Linked DNA regions of Mus musculus: region 1 is linked to region 2. Evidence: chromatin loops called from intact Hi-C (ENCODE). Cell type or tissue: left cerebral cortex. All regions are shown on one strand. Links, peaks and the distances in the headings refer to the core of each region. The heading gives the core; the rest is flanking DNA. Region 1 holds the start of Pak7 (p21 (RAC1) activated kinase 7). Region 2 overlaps Pak7 (p21 (RAC1) activated kinase 7).

Evidence for each region. Peaks named below come from ENCODE experiments on the same cell type or tissue, not always from the same donor. Only the 100,000 strongest peaks of a DNase experiment are listed, where the experiment ranks them.
Region 1: a loop joins it to region 2, with 4 times the contacts of the local background. A loop is called at or near these places in 5 of 42 quality-filtered maps.

What each region holds. Positions count from the first base shown.
Region 1 is chr2:136,385,821-136,388,736 of GRCm38, reverse strand. Pak7 (p21 (RAC1) activated kinase 7) reads left to right here and starts at 770. Exons shown (of 10, transcript NM_172858.2): 1 at 770-1,083. In left cerebral cortex, for the core only: a CTCF peak has its summit at 1,471; DNase peaks (open chromatin) are centred at 758, 1,238, 1,437 and 2,365; H3K4me3 peaks cover 2,500 bases; H3K27ac peaks cover 2,420 bases.
Region 2 is chr2:136,147,777-136,150,692 of GRCm38, reverse strand. All of the region lies in intron 3 of Pak7 (p21 (RAC1) activated kinase 7), which reads left to right. The region is part of intron 3 of Gm14218 (a long non-coding RNA gene); the gene reads right to left. Among named protein-coding and RNA genes, the nearest start is that of Gm14218, 12 kb to the right of the region's middle. In left cerebral cortex, for the core only: CTCF peaks have their summits at 990 (motif pointing left) and 1,534 (motif pointing left); DNase peaks (open chromatin) are centred at 362, 572, 972 and 1,489; H3K27ac peaks cover 329 bases.

The DNA of each region.
Region 1 (2,916 bases), core at 327-2,826, 240 kb before region 2:
GTCAGTCTCAACTGTCAAGCCCAGCCTTGACATTACATCGAACCTCTCAGGTTTTGTCCCAGGCTCAGAGAAGACAGGTAGACAGTCAGGATAGACTGGTTCAGGCTTGAATTGGACAACAGGTCAACAACAGGTCAACTGACTGAGCACGAGTTTCCTAGTCTCAAGTATCAAAGCGATTGTGAATTGATCCAAGAGCCCATCGTCTCCGAAACTCCTAATTCTAGATCAAACTAATGGTTTTATGCTGTCTTCAGTGTGTGCCCTACAAAGCCTCTTTCCAGGAAAGGCATGACATCCCAGGGGACATCCTCCCTTGAACCGCTGCTATCATCAAAAGCTGAAGGTAACTCCTTAGGCTGATAAGTCCATTGCTGATTAAAGACTCCATGACCAATTAGAGGTTATAGAAGATGTTTCTGGATTCTTGCACCTCCTGACCTTTCAGAGGACCAGCCGAATGGCACGGGGACTTTCAGGACCAGGCAGTTGAATCCAAATCTGTATTTTAAATCAAAGGCTCATTAAAGTTTGCGAAGCACAGGACCAGGTGATGCTAAAGAGACTAGCTAGCATACTGATGTAGTGCGGCTTTGCAAAGGTCCTATAGAAAATTTGGACAAACTGGGATGTTCAGGGAGGGGTATGCGGGAGTAGCCCGCAGGGGGATGGTAGAAGGAAAGTGTGATCCGATTGGCTGTTTTCTCCAGCTCGGGCGTGCAGACACTCCCTCCACACTCCCCCTTTCACCCCCCTCAATTGCTACAGCTTTCCTACAGCGGGCTGCTCCTAAAACCCGGAGCAGCTGAGTGGTCTCAGCGGACAGTCCTCCTAGGGGCGAAGCCAGGCGGCTTGGGCATGCTCAGTAGCTGGGAGAGGTTTGGGAGGAGAGTAAAAAGCTTTGACTCTGCCCCCACCCCCTCCTCTAGCCCCCGCCCCCCTTGCCCCTTCCCAGCCGTAGTAGTTCCCTGGCGTGCGCCCGTGGAGAGCAGGAACATGGCGCTTGGAGCGATATAACAGATGTAGCAGCAGCGGAGAAGCAGATGAGGTACCGCGACTTCTCTGCTGACAGCCAGCCACCAGGTAGGCAGGAGCACCGGGCAGGTCGGCTTATGGGTAGCGGCTCCAGAAGGGGCGCTTGCCAAGATGCGCACGGTTGCTACACCGGGCATCTGGCTTTGCCTAGAGAGGATGCGAAAGGAGACCTCTATGACAGCACAATTGATTGTGCATCTCCTAGGAGATGCCAAAGGCTGGGGACCTCTGAGAATGGGCAAGGGATCCAGGGTCCGCCCACTCCCCAACCCCCAATCTTTGCGATATCATCCAGCTTGGGCTCTTCACCGGTCAAATAAAGGATAGCGCTCTTATGCTAGGATGGAGGGCGTAGGAGATCACCCTGGATGCCAGCTCTAGGAGTCTGCTGGTACCCCGAAAGGCTAGCAAGCCCAGCAGCAGTTCTTTGTGTATGCACTCGCGCACGCCCTGCCGGTGATACGACAGTGCCTGCTGCTCCCAGGGAGTGCTGGATGCATTGCCAGGGCAGGGTTCCCATATGGTTTTTGTCTTTTAGCAGGTGTGGACCACCAGATGCAATAGCGGAACCTTTATGGGACTGTGTTTTCCTTTGTTGTTTGTCTCTGTTCGCTTAGTGGGTTGCAATGGATTGGGAAAGAACTTCTGCTTGTGAACATTGGTGGACAGAATGTGGAAGAGAATATCACTTCCAAACTCTGGTTAAAATTCTGTACAATGTCAGTCTCCTAGAGGATAAACTTGGAAAGTCTCAGGACTGTCAAGTGTCCAGTTTAGGGCACAAATGTGAGCATCCGTTTTGAAACCGAGTGTGTCTGGAGCTTTCCATTGTGATAGGGTAGAAGTTAATTTGCCAGCATTCATATCTCAATTAAGGGAGCCCTAACCTTTCAAAGAACTGAACAGATCTTTTAAATATTAGAGTAGTAAAGAAAAAAATGTCTTGGCCAATAATTGATAACGACTTGGAAAACTGGATACACTTCTGGGGAAATAGGTACTTCACAAAACATCAGAGACCCTCTTGTGGCATTTGGTGTAAAGGCAGCATCTTTAATTTACAGATGGACACATTACTCCCTGAAGAAGTCCCTCCTACACAAGCCTTCTTAAAGTTGACATTCTGCAACAACAGATGTGACACCTTACAGTTGTATCTGTTATGATTAGCAGCATAGCCCCCTGAGAGGGAGGAAAGGTAAATTTAGAACACACCTTCATCCCCTGTTTTATCTTTTCAGGCTGGGCATCTGTCTGTGAATATGAAGTTTAGATACTTTCCTCTGCACTTACACTATTTATTCTTATGATCTCCTTAGGTGGCAAGAATGAGTCAGTATTGTGATAATGAAACAGAGACTGCAGGAGGGAAATGAATTTAAGTAGAGTAAAGCTATAAGTGTCCAATCTGATAACACCTTGACTTTGAATACACGTGTGCAAAGCAGAACTTCTAATGAAAGCTGTAGAAGCTAATGGCAAGTTCATTGACAATACTTGTAGTAGAATAAACTTCGTGTTCCTCTGTGAATAAGAGATTGATTGTACTCAGTCCTTGCAACTTATCATTTAATTAACAAACGTGAGTTTTGATTGTAGGCATTGAAAGCCGAGGTTGCCAATGCCTTTCCTACATCCTCAGAATATGCTGCAATGGACAGGCACCAGAGACAGATGTTCTGGAATACAGTGTCATTTTAGTGATGAGATAAAGCTAAATTTGAACTCTGGTTCCTCCGTATTTAGGTGTGGGATTTTGTGGAAGTGATTTAATGTATCAGCAACAAAGACTTGTGATTCACAAAGCAAAGCCCACATAAATGGATAGATGTAGACATTAATAATAATACAAAGAAACTGGGCATGGGGAAATCTCTTTGA
Region 2 (2,916 bases), core at 203-2,702:
TGAGAACAGTGGTGATCTGTCAAAGACTCAGGAGTAGAAAGTTATGTAGGACAGCTGTCTTCTAATGCTGAAAGACTTCCCCTTGGGAGCAAACTTCAGCACCATCTAGAAATCCCCTGTGAGTTCAAACAACAAGAGCCAAGTAGAGAAATCACAGAGATTCGGCGTCATGCTCACCAGAGCAGAGTTGGATACAGTGTGTGCTTTCTAGTATCTACCCAAGAATGCAGAGAGCACCAGCCATCAGGAACAACCAAGTACTGGCCCAGCTGCTCACATCAGAATCAACACAGCAAACAGGGAGGGAGAAGAAGTCAAGAAGAGAGAGGAGTCGACAAAGTTTTCAAGATTTGGTGTCAGAGAGGATGAGCCACTCGTAAGGAAGCTGGCTAGAACAAGGCCGGGGCTTAGCAACTATCAGCTGTCTCCTCCAACTGAAAACAAAAGAGAGTGATCGGATCCCTTTTCGGTTTTTCTTTCCCAAATCCTAGATGGTACTTAACATTCCTAGGCTTGAACATCACCATGCTTTTGTGCGGTTTGTTTGTCTGTTTGTTTGTTTTTACTCTAAAGCTCTTTGCTTCTATTTGCTCTAGTCCATTAAATACTAGAGCAACACCCAGGAACAGACTATGAGAGGACACACCTTCCATCTTCTGAATCTCCTCTTGGAACCCCCGCCCTGAAACACTGCTATGTTCACTCTCTAAGTTTCCCTTTAACCAGCTGGTTATTCTACTTACGGACCTTGCTGTCAGGCAACAGGCACTCCATAAATAATGTCTGAACTAAAGTCCGGAGCCAGGGTACCTTGCTATACGTTCACCTCAGCAATAACACTGGGTAGAGGTTCTTAGCAGAGAAAGGCACAAGCCACATAAAGTAGAGTCATGCATTTCAATTTGATTAACAATTTTAGCACAATAACATTAGAGAGGTGTCCTCTGACCTATCGAGTTCCTAAATGTTGTGAATTCCTTAAACTATGCCGCCCTCTTCTGGTGTAAGTGTCCCATTACAAGCCTACTCATCTGTTTGTAAATTCAGTTTAGATAATCTCTTCTTGTATATTCAATCTTTTCTCCTATTGCATTTCTACAACTTAAGGATATAGATTTAACATTTAAACATCCCTTTAATGCTTGATAATACAACTTTTATTTATTTATTTATTTTTCCTTTTTTTGTTTTCCATAGTTTAGTATTAATAATAATCATGGTCATGCTGACATTTTGAATGCTTGGATTCCTGTATTGTCTCTAAAACTGAATAATTTTCTTGGCTTTCAGTTAAGGGCAAGTGTTCCTGTTTCTGATGCACATTGAAAAGCTCGCAGGGAATAATAAAGTTATAAGCAGGAATAATCGCTTAACACAGTTTTCCCGGGTCTCATCCTCAGCTCTGTGTCTATGAAAATCTCTGTGCTCAAAGGCATCAAAGGAAACTGAGATGCCATCTAGTGCTTGGGAAAGAAAAGGTGCTCAACTCTGTTCGTTGCAGGCTAGATTTCTCAAACCTATGCAAAGGTGCCACCTAGTGGCCGAGAACAGCATCACAGCTTTGCACCTAGCTGCTTTGGGAAGCGGGGTGACATTGTTAGCACCTGTATGCTGTCATTTGGGGTATGGATACATTGTGGCTTTAATTTGTCAATGCTTCCACTTACAAATTAAGAGGAATTTGCATTTTAATTAGCAAAACTGATCCCATACTGAGATAAACAAATGTTATCCTCTCAACTCTGAGTAATTAGACAGCTTTCCCTTCTGAGTTATAATTTAACCTTTTCCACACTCTGTTGTGCCTCTCAGCCCTTTTGTTCCTGAATCACACATAAATTAAATTTCCTGTAAGAAAGTCTGTTTTGGAAAAAATCACATGTAGATGCTGTGACAGATATTCTGACAGAACCCCCAGTTAACAGCCTCTATCTAGTGCCTGCCACCATGATAGTGAACATCTGGAATATACAGTCACTTATTGTGACCACAGACTCAACCAACCGCTAATTTCACAGGCAACTTCCCAGAAGATGTTCTTGCCAAATTCCTGGCCTCCACAATACGGAACAAAAACACCTGTGGCTTTGCAGTGGTGGTGACTAGAGCATCCGTTCTTAGTCTCCTGCTTACTCCTCCAGCAAGGGGGCAACTCCACAAAATGTGATACAGTGGCCTAATGCAGTCATCTTTCTTGGTAGAGAGAAAAAAATGCCTTAATATAGTTTGCTGGTGGTGGATTGGTTTATTTGCGTTTCGGTTTTTTGTTTGTTTTGTTTTGTTTTGTTTTGTTTCGTTTTTGTAGACCAATTTCTGGATCAGAGAAAATTTAGAAGGTACAGAGGATCCACAGATACTACCACCCCCAGCCCCAAACATGCACAGCCTCTCAATGCCAAAAGCCTCACCAGACTGATGCAGTCTTGTGACTGAGGGACTCTCACTGATGCAAGAACACCAGCCACCGTCCACAGGTGACACTGAGGGAATGCTCTTGGCATGCACATTGCACATGACTGCCAACAGAGACTTAAATCTACGGTTGGGTGGCATGGGGCAGTGTTACTGCCCTGAGCATCCCTGTGCTCCAGCTACCCATGCCTTCCTCCTGTTAATCCTGGAAATCATGAGTCTTTTTACTCTCTGCATAGCTTTACCTTTTACAAATTGTTATAGGTTTGCTCTCTCTCTATCACATATGATAATGATTCTCTACCTTCCTGATGCTGCAGCCCTTTAACACAGTCCCTCATGTTGGGGTGACCCCAACCATAAAGTTATTTCATTGCAACTTCAAAACTAATTTTGACACTGTTATGAATTGTAACATAAATATCTGATATGCAGAACGTCTGATATGCGACCCCCAAAGGGGTCACAACCCACAGGTTGAGAACTGTTGTTTATAATCTACTA